Linked DNA regions of Homo sapiens: region 2 is linked to region 1. Evidence: read pairs that join two places in POLR2A ChIA-PET (ENCODE). Cell type or tissue: PC-9. All regions are shown on one strand. Links, peaks and the distances in the headings refer to the core of each region. The heading gives the core; the rest is flanking DNA.

Region 1 (8,205 bases), core at 3,327-5,826:
TGGTTCTCAATCCTTTTTCACCACCCACTCAATGGATGACTTCCCCTTGGTTACCTAGAGGAATGAGCACTCACTCTAAAAGCAAATTAAAATGCAAGATATGGGAGAATTATGCTACCCTGGAACAATGAATTTGCTTTAAATTGTATTGCAAAGTAAATCTTTTATTATACTTTAGTACTTTATTATTAGTAACCAATTACTTTTTTTTTTTGAGACGAAGTCTCAACTCGTCACCCAGGCTGGAGTGCAGTGGCACAGTCTCGGCTCACTGCAACCTGTGCCTCTGGGGTTCAGGTGATTCTCGTGCCTCAGCCTCCAGAGTAGCTGGAACTACAGGTGTGCACCACCACGCCCGGCTAATTTTTTATATTTTCAGTAGAGAGGGGGTTTCACCACGTTGGCCAGGCTGGTCTTGAACTCCTGACCGCAGGTGATCCACCCGCCTCGGCCTCCCAAAGAGCTGGGATTACAGGCGTGAACCATCATGCCCAGCCAAGTATCCAATTACTTTTGAGACATTTTTTCCACACTGGATTATGACACTGTCCATAAGACACCCACTCATCTTACATGGGCGATTTTTAATGACATAACATTTGGATCAGCATTAGTGATCCTAATCATCTGCACAAAAAACAAAACAAAAACCACAGCAGAAGGAGGAAGGGGACTATAGTTATATAGAAGGAAGAACAGAGACAAGAGGAACTATCTTTAACTAGACTGTAATTTAGTGAAATGTCCTCTTCCTTAAAAGCTTTAAAGAAACTCCATAATAAATCACATACCCGAGGATCCCAGACAGGCAAATTCAAATTGCTTTCTTCTGGTTGCTTCAGCAGCACAGGATTTGGCCATTCCCTGACATGAATAAGGCAAATTAACTTACACATGATCTCACTTCAGGTACTACATGAAACTTTATAATTATTAGATTGTTCTAACCTTCTACAGAGTGAATGTTCTGGGTATTTGGTATTAAAGGAAAAAAAGGCCGAGCATGGTGGCTCATGCCTGTAATCCCAGTACTCTGGGAAGCTGAGGCAGGCAGATCACCTGAGCTCAGGAGTTCGAGACCATCCTGGGCAACATGGAGAAATCCTGTCTCTACTAAAAACACAAAAATTAGCCATGCCTAGTGGTGCACGCTTATAGTCCCAGGTACTCAGGAGGCTGAGGTGAGAGGATCACTTGAGCCCAGGAGGCAGAGGCTGCAGTGAGCTGAGATGCATGCACTCTAGCCTGGGCAACAGAGTGAGACCCTGTCTCAATTAAAAAAAAAAAAAAAAAGGCTAGGTAAGAAAGTATACAAAGGAAAGGCTGCTCATTTTAATGCAGTGTTCTCTGAAAGGGCAAATATTACTTTTCATTAACTGTAACTAATTTACACCTGAATCTTTCACTTCCTTCTCATTTGCTTTCATGGATTTAATTCCGATAATTTAGTAACAGCAACAGCCAACATTTACTGAAAATACTAATATATCAATGTGATTATCATCTCCATTTTACAAATGAGGAAAGCTTAAACGACCTCTACATAACTAGTAATTTGCAAAGCCAAACTTATTTTAACTGCTCTCCCAAGCTAAAGGCCCACATTTACAAATCCCTGGAAGAAGGTGCCAATTAGATGTCCCACCATTGCCTCAAAGTTGATGTTTTATACTTTCAACTTTACAAAGCAATGTAAAACAACAGAAAAAGTCTATGTATAGCTCTTAAATTTCCAAACAAACTTACGCATAGGTAGAGATTAGTAAACAGTCAAAGTACACACGTAAATACTTACCACTTGGAAAAAACTAAAAAGAACTTATGAACTAAAGTAGATGCTGCTGCATTTGGATACAATTGGCAAGTTCTTGCAACTAGCATTGCCCAGGAGACACCACCAAGGAATCCTAGCATGTTGGAATAAATACCACGTCCTAGAAAATCAATATATTTGTTAATTATTATTAGGACCTACTATCTGTGACATTCTTTTTTTTTCTGCTCTTTACAAGGTGAATGAATATCCGTGACATTCAACAAGGTAACTTTATTCATAAGACGGTTGGTTGGAAATTTTCCCCTATAAACAAAACATTAAAACTGATAAGCAGACCTTCACATTAGGCCCACAGTCTAATTAGTAAACCATAAATTGCTAATCTTACCCTCCTTACTTTCCCTTCTAATACAGACACCTCAGTTCTTTGCCTCAGTTCCAACTGCCCAACTGGGCTCCACTGATACTACATTGAAATTCCCCATTTTTCAGTATTTAGGATTGAGAGAAAAATGAAAGGAAGGAGACATTTGGAGAGACAATGGGGAAGAATGAATATTTAATTAATAATCATATTCATGGGTATTTTTAAATCAAGTATAAAGCTGGAGACTTACTTCAGTATTTCACAGAATTTGGATACCTCTCCATAAAGTAGAATACACCACTGATATCATTCATTTCTATTTTTTTTTTTCTTTTTTTAAGAGATGGGCTCTCACTCTGTCACCCAGACTGGAGTGAACTGGCACAATCATAATTCACTGTAGCCTCAAACTCCTGGGCTCAACTGATCCTCCACCTCAGCCTCTTGCGTAGCTATGATTACAGGGGTGCACCACCATGGTTGTCATGACCGTTTTTTATATAGCTATCTATATTATGTCCCGCCAAGCGAGCAAAAGAAAAAAACCTACAAAATACCAATTTCAGATGTGGTAAATATGAAAAATATGCATCTAACTGACAAAACATGGCATTTAATCTTTAAAGAAGGGCAAATTGTTCATGTTATCCCTTCAGTGCAAATTTTACTTTATCTTAAGTATACAAGACACTTGAGCCCAAGGACAAATTCTACTTGCTTACTATCTTTTTAGACCTGCACTGTCCAATATGGTAGCCACAAGCCATGTGTTGCTATTTTTTAACTTGTAACAGCTTTATTGAGATGTAATTCACATACCATAAGATTCGTCCATTTAAAGTACACAATTCAATGGTTTTTTAGTATACTGAGAGTTGTGCAATCATCAACATGATCAATACTAGAATGTTTTCAGCACCCCGAAAAGAAACCTTTAACTGTCACACTCAGCCAGGCACTGTGGCTCACACCTGTAATCCCACCACTTTTGGAGGCCAAGGCAGGAGGACTGGTTGAGCTCAGGAGTTTGAGACCAGCCTAGCTAACATAGCAACACCTCGTCTCTGCTAAAAAATAAATAAATAAAATAAAATAAAATAAAATAAAATAAAATTAGCCGGGTGTAGTGGCATATGCCTGTAGTTCTAGCTACTCGGGAGGCTAGAGTGGAAGGATCGCTTGGGCCCAGAAGGTTGAGGCTGCAGTGAGCTATAATTGCACCACTGCATTCCGGTCTGGGAGATACAGCAAGCCCCTGTCTAAAAAAATAAAATGAAATAAAATATAAAGGCATACCTCGTTTTGTTGTGTTTTGCTTTATTACACTTCACAGATACTGAGTTTTTTACAAACTGAAGGTTTGCGGCAACCTTGAGTTGAGAAAATCTTTCAGCACCATTTTTCCAAGAGCATAAGCTCTCACTTCATGTCTCTGTGTCACATTTTAGTAATTCTCACAATATTTCAAACTTTTTCATTATTATTATATCTGTTATGGTGATTTGTGATTAGTGATCTTTGATGTTACTATTGTAATTGTTTTGGGGCACCACAAACTGAGCCCATATAAGACGGTGAACTTGGTAAATGTATATGTTCTGAATGCTCCACCAACTGGTCATTACCCATCTCTCTCCCTCTCCTCAGGTCTCCCTACTCCTGGAGACACAACAATACTTAAATTAGGCCAGTTAAGAACCCTTAATGGCCTCTAAGTGTTCAAGTAAAAGAAAGAGTCGTATGTCTCTCACTTTAAATCAAAAACTAGAAAAGATTAAGCTCAGTGAAAAAGGCATGTTGAAAGTTATGATAGTCCGAAAGCTATGCCCCTTGTGCCAATCAGTTAACCAAGCTGTGAATGCCAAGGAAAAGTTATTGACAGAAATTACAAGTGCTACTCTCCAGTGAATATAGGAATGACAAAAAAAGTAAAACTGCTTTATTGCTGACAGAAAAAAAAAATTTTTTTTTGAGACGGAGTCTTGCTCTGTCGCCCAGGCTGGAGTGCAGTGGTGCCATCTCAGCTCACCACAACCTCTGCCTCCTGGGTTCAAGTGATTCTCCTGCCTCAGCTTCCCGAGTAGCTGGGATTACAGGCACGTGCCACCACACTCGGCTAATTTTTGTATTTTTAGTAGAGAGGGGGTTTCACTATGTTGGTCAGGCTGATCTCGAACTCTCCTGACCTCATGATCCGCTCGCCTCGGCCTCCCAAAGTACTGGGATTACAGCTGTGAGCCACTGCGCCTGGCTGCTGATAGAAAATTTTAACGGTCTGGATGGAAGATCAAACAAGACACAATGTTTCCTTAGGCCAAAGTCTAATCCAGAGCAAAGCCCTAACTTCTCTTCAATCATATGAAGGCTGAGAGAGGTGAGGAAGGTGCAGAAGAAAAGTCTGAAGCTAGTGAAGATTGGTTCATAAGGTTTAAAGAAAGAAGCCATCTCCACAACTAGAAGTGCAACAAGTGCTGATGCAGAAGTTGCAGGAAGTTATCCAGAAGATCTAGTTAAAATCATTGATGAAGGTGGCTACACTAAACAACAAATTATCAATGTAGATGAAACAGCCTTATACTGGAAGAAGATGCCATCTAGGACTTTCACAGCTAGAGAGGAGAAGCTTGGTTTCAAAGCTTCAAAGGGTAGGTGATTCTCTTGTTAGAGGCTAATGCAGCTGGTGACTTTAAATTGAAGCTGGCCGGGCATGGTGGCTCATGCTTGTAATCCCAGCACTTTGGGAGGCCAAGGCAGGCAGATCACCTGAGGTCAGGACTTCAAGATCAGCCTGGCCAACATGGTAAAACCCTATCTCTACTAAAAATACAAAAATTAGCCAGGTGTGGTGGCACATGCCTGTAATTCCAGCTACTTGGGAGGCTGAGGCAGGAGAATCACTTGAACCCAGGAGGCGGTGGTTGCCGTGAGCTGAGATCGCGCCACTGCACTCCAGCCTGGGCGAGACAGTGAGACTCCATCTCAAAAAAAAAAAAAAAAAAAAAAAAAAATGAAGCCAATGCTCATTTAACATTCCCAAAATCCCAGCGCCCTTAAGAATGATGCTCACTCTACTGTCTGTGCTGTACAAACAGAACAACAAAGCCTAGATGACAGCACAGCTGTTGACAGCATGGTTTACTGAGTATTTTAAAGCCCATTGGTGAGATCTACTGCTCAGAAAAAAAAAAGATTCCTTTCTAAGTAGGACTGCTCTTTTGACAATGCACCTAGTCACCCACGAGCTCCAGTGGACACATACTAGGAGATTAAAGTTACTTTCATGTCTGCTAATACAGCATCTATTCTATAGCCCATGGATCAAGGAGTTATCTTCTTGTTTTACCATTTAAGAAACACATTTTGGAGCCGGGCTTGATGGCTCACGCCTGTAATCCCAGCACTTTGGGAGGCCGAGGCGAGCGGATCACAAGGTCAGGAGTTGGAGACCAGCCTGACAAACATGGTGAAACCCCGTCTCTACCAAAAATACAAAAAATTACCCGGGTATGGTGGTGCGTGCCTATAATCCCAGCTACTTGGTAGGCTGAGGCAGGAGAATCACTTGAACCCGGGAGGCAGAGGTTGGTGTGAGCCAAGATTGCCCACTGCACTCCAGCCTTGGCGACAGAGCAAGACTCCGTCTCAAAAAAAGAAAAAAAAAAAAGACTACAGTATAGTGTAAATGTAACTTTTATATGCACTGGGAAACAAAAAAAAAATTGTAATTTGCTTTACTGCAGTTGTCTGGAACCAAACCTACAATATCTCAGAGGTGTGCTTAAATAATAATACAGAATGTGCTGTGCCAGCTCAGTGGTAAGCAAAGGGATTTTTATGAACCTAAATATATAAACTATATATATAAACTAGTAACAGTTCCAGGCTTTATTAGAAAAGTGTTATAAGGTAAAAACAAGTGAAAGTCATCACTGTAGACTCTTCACTTAATGAACACCTACTACAGTATAAACCAGACTCTTTGCTGGTGTGAATACAAAGATACGTAAGATGGTGTTACCCACAGGGAGGGTATCAGTCTTCAAGTTCTGAATTATTCTGACTGCCTGACTGAACCTAAGATGAAAAGTCAGGGCTTTAAGTTTTTACCCAAGGGAGGAAGAGGTATACTACTTATCAAAACACCATAACCACTGTACTTGAAAAGCAAATAGCTATTACAGAGTTTATTGGCCCTTAACCTCCAACAATATCATTAGGTTCAGAGTTTCTATATATGCTTCTTTCACTGGCAAGAGAAAATTAGAATTTTATAATGCAAACATAAAAGACTAGGGATACTTACGTTTTGCCCATAATTTGACAGCTCTTAGGGTGAGTCTAAAAGTTTCTTTATTTGGCACTAAATGCAAAATTTCATCAGTAACTCTACAACCTGAAAAAGACAAAGCATTCATTTTTCACTATGCAGCAAATTCTCAGTTAATTCAAATGCCCTCCTAACTTCCAGACTCTCGAATGCTAAAAATATGAAAGATAATAAAACATTGGGGCTTATTTTATGTGTATGAAATTTACCACTTATGAGAAATCAGTTTGCTTTAGGGTAATTAAAAAAGACATGGGTAATGCAATCCAAAATGAGATGTGCCTGAGTATTTTTTAGTTTTCTTCCTTGACTATTAATCAAATACCTCCCAATTACAACACTGTAATTACTTCAATGTAAACCTTTTCCACAAATACTGTAATTTACTGTTACAATCTGGAAATACACCAAAGTGCAATAATGATTCGGTCAAACAAGACACTATAAAACATTGGTTCTCAATCCCAGCCCTTTGGTAGGCTGAGGTGGGTGGATCACCTGAGGTCAGGCGCTCGAGACCAGTCTGGCCAAAATGGTGAAACCCTGTCTCTACTAAACATACAAAAATTAGCCAGGTGTGGTGGTGGGCATCTATATTCCCAGCTACTCAAAGGGCTGAGGCAGGAGAATCGCTTGAACCCGGGAGGCGGAGGTTGTAGTGAGCTGAGATCACGCCACTGCACTCCAGCCTGGGCAATAGAGTGAGACTCTGTCTCAAAAAAAAAAAAAAAGACATTAGTTCTCAAAGTATGGTCTGGGTACCCCTGGGAATCTGTGAGGTCAAACTTTTTTTATAATAATACTAAGGCTTTTTTCACCGTGTTAACATTTGCACTGATGGTGCAAAAGAAACAGTGGATAAAACTGCAGGTACCTTGGCAGTCAATCAAGATGGGGCAACAGCGTGAACCCGGGAGGCGGAGTTTGCAGTGAGCCGAGATCGCGCCACTGCACTCCAGCCTGGGCGACAGAGCGAGACTCCCGTCTCAAAAAAAAAACAAAAAACAAAAAACACATGGGGCAACAAACTGCACTAGCAGAAAAAAATATCTTCACCACCACACACTTGCAGTTAAAAATAAAGGTGGGGAAAGAACATGTGAAACTGTGTAAGTTGTAAGCTCAACTACCTGCTTTTTTCAAGGAACACCAGTTTCACCTGAAAAAATAACTGGCAGATAAACTATAGTTATTCAGTTAGGTATTTCCTTAAAAATGGACAAAAGGAACCTCTCAGTTCAACTAAAACAAATGACAAAATTTGTTGCCAATAATAAAATTTAAGCTTTCAAGTTAAATCTGAATTTCAGACAACTTTTATCTGTTACTATGAGCTTGACACCTTTCCATACTTTTCTGTTGAGACTGGTCACTAATGACTGCTGGTTTTTTTTTTTTCACATTTTATAGTGAAATGTGTATTAACATTTGGAACATCCAAATAATTTTGTGAACCAATATTTTCCAAATGACCAAGGCATGATAGTACAAAATCATGCATGAATAAAGGGACCACTCAAAGAACAAGACAGATCAGTGGACTGTCATGTAACAGAATACAACAAGTTTGATATGATTTTAGATTCCATACTCTAACCTTTAAGAAACTATCATTTTTATTCAGCAACAAAACGGAACAAATACAGATAAACCTCACAAACATGCCAAATTAAAGAACCCTTACGCAAAAGACCACATAGGATTATTTTTATATGAAACGTCTTTAAGAGGCAA
Region 2 (8,205 bases), core at 3,399-5,898, 370 kb before region 1:
GAAAGGCGCCCAACATCTAGACGGGGAACTTGGCCCAGAAAGTCCACAGCGTCCCTATTTTCAGTTGCACACTCTCTACCTTGGACCAGGACAGCCTTGCAAGTGCTGAGATACAGAGAAGGGCCAAAAGTTTTTCTGACTTTAGCTCTGGAATAAACCTTGAAGTTGCACTTTTATAAACACCCCGGGCAGCTGTGGAATAGAACGAAGGTCTGCAGGAGGCCTTATTACAGCATCCAGGACTACAAAGTTATAGCAGGACACATCTATGGCCCTGAAACACCCTTCCTCCTACATACTGGTTAACTCCCACTCTGGAGAAAACCACACTCACTCTCCCGACTCTAATCCCCCACAAAAACGTTATTCTTGTTGAATACAGATACACAAGCCATGCTTGAAGTCAGAGGGGAGATATTTTTTGGTCTCCGTAGTTAGGCTTCATATCTGAAGCAATGTTTGTGAATTTCACCTTGCCCTTGAAGCTCATCTGCGCTCATGTTTGTACCAGGAGGTTAGACAGATTGTGGAGGACTTCTTGTTTGTTTTGAAAACCTTATTTCTCTAGAGTAGTTTTAGGTTCGGAGCAAAATATAGCAGAAGATACAGAGTTTTCCCATAGACCTCCTGCCCCGACACAGGCATAGCCTCCCTATTATCAACATCCCCGTCTCTACTGAAAATACAAAACTTAGCGGGGTGTGGTGTTGTGCACCTGTAATCCCAGATACTCAGGAGGCTGAGGCAGGAGAATCGCTTAAACCTGGAAGACGGAGGTTGCAGTGAGCCGAGATTGTGCCATTGCACTCCAGCCTGGGTGACAAGGCGAGGATCCATCTCAAAAAAACAAAAGACAAGCTAAACACTATTCATATACAAAGGACATGTACTCAGAATATATAAAGAACTCTTGTAAATCAATAAGACAATAGAAAATGGGCAAAAGTCTTGAACAGGCATTTCACGCAAGAGGATATCCAAATGAGTAATAAACATTAGTGTCAGATTTTAAAATTAGTTAAAAAACTATCCTCTATTTCCAAAACAAGTAAAACAATAAAAATAATTTTATTAAAATATTCCTTTCCAGGCCAGGTGCATGGCTGATGCCTGTTATCCCAGCATTTTGGGAGGCTGAGGCAGGTAGATCACCTGAGGTCAGGATTTCGAGACCAGCCTGGCCAACATGGTGAAACCCCATCTCTACCAAAAATATAAAAATTTGCTGGACGTGGTGGCAGGCACCTGTAATCCCAGCTACTCAGGAGGCTGAGGCAGGAGAATTGCTTGAAGCCAGGGGGCGGAGGTTGCAGTAAGCCGAGATGGCACCATTGCACTCCAGCTTGGGCAACAAGAGCGAAACTCCATCTAAAAAATATATACATATATATTTTTATATATTATATATATAATACATATACATTTTTATATATTATATATAATACATATATTTAAATATATATATTCCATATATATTCCTTTCCAAAGTTAAAAACAAAACAGAAATTATGTTAAAAGGCAACCCACACTGTAATCCCAGCACTTTGTGAAGCCAAGGCAGGAGCATCAGCTGAGGTCAGGAGTTTGAGACCAGCCTGGGCAACATGGCAAAACCCCATCTCTACTAAAAATACAAAAAATTAGCCAGGCGTGGTGGCATGTGCCTGTAGTCCCAGCTACTCGGGAGGATGAGGCAGGAGAATTGCTCCAACCCAGGAGGCGGAGGTTGCAGTGAGCCAAGATCACACCACTGCACTCCAGCCTGGGCGACAGAGCAAGATTCAGTCTCAAAACAAACAAAAAACAAACAAAAAGGCAACCCACAGACTGGTAGAAAATATTTGCCACACAAATAATCTTTAAAGGATCAACGTATAGAATATTTTTAAAACGCCTATAAAAAAGGGAAAGGCAAAATAGAAAAAAGGTACTTCTCAAAGGACAAAGGACGAATGGGCAATAAATATAAGAGGCTCACCTCGCTAATTATCACAGAAATGCAAAGTGAAAACAAAATCAGGTAATATTTTATACCACAGGATTGACAAAAAAAAGTAGTCTGTCAATTCTAAGAACTGGTGAGGACATGCAGCAAGAGGAAGGTTTTCGATACTGCAGATGGAAATGGAAATTGGTAAAACACTTTGGATGAACTCTTGTTATTCCAAGAAAACTCTTTTGTGTGTAAAAACATGTAAAATAATATTATTGTCTGGGAAAAGTGGCTCACCCCTGTAATCCCAACACTTTGGGAAGCCGAGGCCCGCAGATCGCTTGAGCCTGGGCAGTGAGTTGTGATGGCGCCATTGTGCAGTCTCGGCAACAGAGAAAACCTTGTCAAAAAAAAAAAAGGAAAGGAAAGGAAAAATCTCCCATAATTTCACCTTTTTTTCTTTCTTTCTCTTTTTTTGAGAGTCTTCCTCTGTTGCCTAGGCTGGAGTGCAGTGGCAGGATCTCAGCTCACTGTAACCTCTGTCTCCTGGGCTCAACCGATCCCCCCACCTCAGCCTCCCGGGTAGTTGGGCCTACAGGCGCCCACCACCACTCCCATCTAATTTGGAGGTTTTTTGTTGTTGATGTTCTTTTTGTAGATGTGGGTTTTCACCATGCTGCCCAGGTTGGTCTCAAAACTCCTGTGCTCAAGCAATCCTCCTGTCTCAGTCTTCCAAAGTGGTGGGATTAGAGGTGTGAGCCACACACCCAGCCTCCAGTTTTTTTGTTTTTTGTTTTTTTTTTTGAGACGAAGTCTTGCTCTGTCGCCAGGCTGGAGTGCAGTGGCGCCATCTCGGCTCACTGCAACCTCCGACTCCCTGGTTCAAGCGATTCAATTCTCCTGCCTCAGCCTCCTGAGTAGCTGGGACCACAGGCATGCGCCACCACGCCAGTCTAATTTTTGTATTTTTAGTAGAGACGGGGTTTCACCACATTGGCCACGACGGTCTCCATCTCCTGACCTCGTGATCTGCCCGTCTCGGCCTCCCAAAATGCTGGGATTACAAGCATGAGCCACCGCACCTGGCCCCTTTTTTAATATTATATGTTTCTAGCTTTTTTAAAAAAAGTTATTGTAGTGTTATTTTTGTTTTTAATGAACAGCATTCAGATAATTCAATATATTATAATGAGGAATACATTGAGAAGTCTCTCACCCTATCTCAGTCCTACCCTCCATCTCATAAGAAACCATGACTATTAGTTTCTTGAGTATATTGCCAGAATTTATGTGGAAATAAGGATCATATGACTCTCATTTATCCTTTTCTACACAAAAAGCATAATTTATACACTGTTTGGCACCTGGGCTTTTTTCGCTTAGTAAGATATGCTAGAGATGGTTCCACATTAGTATGTTGGGAACTGATTCCTCACTCTTTTTCATAGCTGCATAATGTTCCATTGTGTGTATGTACTGTAGTTTATAATATCAGTCTTCTGATGGATACTCACGTAGTTTACAACCTTTTGCTATTACAATCAATAATCTCATACACATATTACTTTACATGTATGCAAGTGTATTTGGAGGCAAAATTCCCCAAAGTGGGATTGTTGGATCAAAATGCAAATATTATTCAGTGTGGTTTTGATAACCACTAAGGATTGCTGCATTCTGCTCCTACTAGCACTGTAACACTGCACCTGTTTTCCTGACACCCTCCTATATTGAGTATATTACCAAACGTTTCAATGTTCACCAATCATGATGATTTGCATTTTTATTAAAACTGAAGCTGGCCTGTAATCCTAGCACTTGGTGAAACTGAGGTGGGAGGATTGCTTGGGCTTGGGAAGTGGAGGCTGTAGTGAGCTGTGATCGTGCCACCTGTCTCAGAAAAAATAAAATACAAAACAGGCCGGGCGCGGTGGCTCACGCCTGTAATCCCAGCACTTTGGGAGTCTGAGGCAGGCCGATAACCTGAGGTCAGGAGTTCGAGACCAGCCTGGCCAACATGGTGAACCCCATCTCTACTAAAAATATAAAAATTAGCCTGGCGTGGTGGCACCTGCCTGTAATTCCAGCTACTCGGGAGGCTGAGGTGGGAGAATCACTTGAACCCGGGCAGCGGAGGGTGCAGTGAGCCGAGATTGCATTACTGCACTCCAGCTTGGGCAACACAGGACTCCATCTCAAAAAAATAAATAAATAAATAAAAAACACAAAAACATGCAGCTAAGCATCTTTTCATATATTTAAAGTCTATTTTTAACTACTATTTTTCTGTGAACTTGGTACCCCAGTACTTCGCCCATTTGTCTAATGCACTGCTGCCTGTTAATTCTTAGATATTTTAAATGAATATTTAATATATTTATATTTGGAAAAACTTATCCAAGGACAAAAGATGACGCTAAAACTCCTGTTATAAAACGAACATACCAGCCTTTCCCCCACGAGTCTGGAATCCGGCCAGAGCAGGATTTTAAGACTCTCGGACGACGTCAACATGTCCTCGGATCTGACTGCGCAGGCTCCAAATAGCTCGCCCGAACCCTAACATCTGTGTGCGCATGCTCGCTTGATTCCTAGCGGAAAGTTTGTGTGCGCATGCTCCAAGGAGCCGCGCCCCATCGGCTTCCCTAACGGAAAATCCGCTGCGCATGCTCATAAACCTGCTCTCCTAGGAGACCTGAAGGCTGCTTCCGCTAACCCGGGCTGGCGCTGCTAACCTCACCCAACGATCCCTGCTGTCGGAAAATGTCCAGAGGCACCATCCCTGCTATGAAGAGGGAATGCCAGTACAACAGCCACAAGGGGTCTTCCTGTGGCCCTCAAACAAAAAATCACTGCATTACATCAGCAGGTATTCAGCACCTGGCCCCCTCCAAACGGTGTCTAAAGCGAGTTTTAAAAATTAATGCTAGGGGCGGGACGGCGGGGGCGGAAAAAAATAAAAAATTAAATTACTTAAATTTTTTTCTCTTTTTTTAAAGAGTCGGATTCTCGCCCTGTTCCCCAGGCTGCAGTGCAGTGGCGCGATCTCGGCTCACTGCACCTCCGCCTCCCGGACTCCAGCAATTCTCCTGCCTCAGCCTCCTGAGTAGCTGGGATTACAGGCGCGCGCCACCACACCCGGCTAATTTTTTGTATTTTAGTAGAAACGGAGTTTCACCGTGTTGCCCAGGCTGGTCTCAAACTCCTGAGCTCAGGCAGTCCACCCGCCTCGGCCTCCCAAAGTGCTAGAATTACAGGCGTGAGCCACCTCACCCGGCCAAATTACATTAATATTTTATATTGAGGAGGAAGTTGGTTACAAAGGACTTTCAAAAGTGTCGGGGTTAATAATCTGCATATTTTAAAATATTCCAGGCCGGACGCGGTGGTTCATGCCTGTAATCCCAGCACTGTGGGAGGCCGAGACGGGCGGATCACGAGGTCAGCAGATCGAGACCATCCTGGCTAACACGGTGAAACCCCATCTCTCCTAAAAATACAAAAAAATTAGCTGGGCGTGGTGGCGGGCGCCTGTAGTCTCAGCTACTCGAGAGGCTGAGGCAGGAGAACGGCGTGAACCCGGGAGGCGGAGCTTGCAGTGAGCCAAGATCGCGCTACTGCACTTCAGCCTGGGCGACAGAGCGAGACTCCGTCTCTCTCTCTCTCACGCTCTCTCTCTATATATATATTCCATAGACTGCATTGGAGAGAAAGGCGCCGGGACAGAAAAGCCTGAGATAAACCACCTGTCATTCTTGGAGAAAAGGATGCTGCGGCTTTCCCGATTTGGTTGATGAGATGGAAAATCAACCCTTACAGGAAGGACATCACCAATTCCGGAAAGGATGCTGCGCCAGTCATGTTTCCGCACTCTGTGAGACGTTGAAATCTCCAGAAGTTGCCCAAGGTTTTCAAGCTGAACACAGGAGAAATGACTCTGGATCTCTGAGGACTGTTTTCCTCAATAAGGAGCTGCAATCTTGGCTCCACCACCCTCCCTCCAAAACATCTCGTGTGTCTGGTATCTGGTTATATTGTGGCCTGACAGAGAAGTTTCTTTCGGGGCCAGTGAATTAAAAAAAAAAAAAAAAAGAAAAGCGGGTCCTACCAACTCATTAATACTTTAATACTTTAAATTTCCCTCTTTATAGTAGGTTGAAATGTCAGTATCTCTTAAGAACAATGGCTGAACCAAATGTTTCCTCAAAACTCACATTTTTTCCCACCATTTCAGAAGCTGCCTCAGGACTAAGCTTTGATTTTTTTTTTTTTTTTTAATCTGGCCCAAATTCCTATCTAAGGGGCCTGGGGAGTCATGCCCAACAAACCATAAATTCTCATCAGATGAGTTTTATTTAACCCTATATATGGTGACTTGCTTTCCAGTCTGACTCTGGCATGACATGTGACAAAGAAGAAAGTCAAAATATTTTACCCCAAAACATGTTTCTTTGCCATATTTTGAAATGGTCCTGCAAAGCTGTGCTTTGTGGGGGAAAATATGCATCTGTAAAGAATCTCTATTAACACAGCTAGATCTTTTTCTTCCAGGCCCTCCCAATCCTGAAGAGACTGAGAGTCTAGCATTGTTTTAAAGGTCTGAATAGGAAACATTTGTCATCTATCATCTCTAAGGGTAGCCATTATAAGACTTCAAAAGAACCTTTTGAAGTATTATAATCTTTTATCTTAACCTGAACATGTGCTTCCTATTGATCCCAGGTCTTCAGACAATTGTGAACTCAACCATTTGTCAATTAGAAAATGTTTAAATTGGCTGGGCACAGTGTCTCATGCCTCTAATCCCAGCACTTTGGAAGACCAAGGCGGGCAGATTGCCTGACCTCAGGAGTTCGAGACCAGCCTGGGCAACATGGTGAAACCCCGTCTCTACTAAAATACAAAAATTTAGCCGGGCGTAGTGGCATGCACCTGTAGTCCCAGCTACTTGGGAAGCTGAGGAAGGAGAATTGCTTGAACCCGGCGGGCAGAGGTTGCAGTAAGCAGAGATCGTGCCACTGCACTCCAGCTTGGGCAACAAAGTGAGACTCCATCACAGAAAAAAAAAAGAAAATGTTTACCTTTACCTATAGCCTGGAAATCCCTGCTTTGAGTTGCTCCATCTTTCTGAACCAAACCAATGTTATTTCTTAAACGTATTTCATTGATGTCTCATGCCTCCCTAAAATGTATAAAACCAAGCTGTGCCCCGAACACCTTGGGCACATGTTCTCAGGACCTCCTGAGGGCCGTGTCACGGGTCATAATCACTCATATTTGGCTCAGAATAAATCTCTTCAAACATTTTACAGAGTTGACTCTTAGTCAACATGTCCATACCTGATGAGATGCTTCATCAAAATTCTAGTGGACTGGCTAGTTCAGAAAATGGACCAGCCAGGTTTGCTTAAATGCACCCCTGCACAACTATCTCACTCCTGCTTGGAGCCGGCTAGATCAGGAGACCTGTCCCTAAACTAATGTACTCCATGTCTTAAGTCTTTTTGTTTTGTTTTGTTTTTGTTTTTGACAGAGTCTCAGTCTGTCACCCAGGCTGGAGTGCAGTGGCGTGATCTTGGCTCGCTGCAACCTCCGCCTCCCAGGTTCAAGAGATTCTCCTGTCTCAGCCTCCCAAGTAGCTGGGACAACAGGTGTGCACCACCATGCCCTGCTAATTTTTGTGTTTTAAGTAGAGATGGGGTCTCACCCTGTTGGCCAGGCTGGTCTCAAATTCCTGACCTCAGGTGATCCACCCACCTCGGCCTCCCAAAGTGCTGTAATTACAGGCATGAGCCACCGCACCCAGCCCATGTGTCTTGGTCTTTTTTACTAATATTGATTATAAAATGGATGAAACTTTGGATAAAATTTCTGCGTTAGAATTTCTTTTTATATCTGTCCTAAAGCTTGTAACTACTTGCTCATGATTTTTTGTGTATGTTTAGCAATGTGCATGTCATTGATGGCCTTTGTAAAGTATGTTCAATTGAGTTGTGGAGACAGAGGTGCAATTGGAGTAGGTTGTAAGAATAAAAAGGAGTAGGCAAAAAGGCACGGGTATACCAGTGGACTTCAAAGGGTACTCAGACTTTGTTCTTAAGGGATCAATTCCCAGATCTTCAGTTTCATATAAACTCTTTCCTAAAATTGACTTGCCTAAAAGCATGTTAGTGTTGTGGGCACAGCTTCTCTTTTCTTATTTCTGCTTTTACAGTCATCCTTTTTCCAAAAGGAAGGTATACATATCCTCCTTGTCTAACAATGGCACATTG

The links. Peaks named below come from ENCODE experiments on the same cell type or tissue, not always from the same donor. Only the 100,000 strongest peaks of a DNase experiment are listed, where the experiment ranks them.
Region 2: POLR2A ChIA-PET joins it to region 1 with 18 read pairs; 2 of 35 experiments call an interaction of 5 or more read pairs at or near these places.

Annotation. Positions count from the first base shown.
Region 1 is chr2:60,773,366-60,781,570 of GRCh38, reverse strand. It overlaps PAPOLG (poly(A) polymerase gamma), which reads right to left. Exons shown (of 22, transcript NM_022894.4): 8 at 6,448-6,537; 9 at 1,796-1,934; 10 at 792-864. Among named protein-coding and RNA genes, the nearest start is that of PAPOLG, 21 kb to the right of the region's middle. In PC-9, for the core only: no CTCF peak of the experiment used is centred there; no DNase peak of the experiment used is centred there.
Region 2 is chr2:61,141,370-61,149,574 of GRCh38, reverse strand. It overlaps C2orf74-DT (C2orf74 divergent transcript), which reads left to right and starts at 4,600. Exons shown (of 2, transcript NR_036496.1): 1 at 4,600-4,802; 2 at 5,630-7,983. It also overlaps a transcript of C2orf74 not described here. RefSeq lists enhancers at 4,422-4,771, 4,466-5,387. In PC-9, for the core only: no CTCF peak of the experiment used is centred there; a DNase peak (open chromatin) is centred at 4,544; H3K4me3 peaks cover 2,071 bases.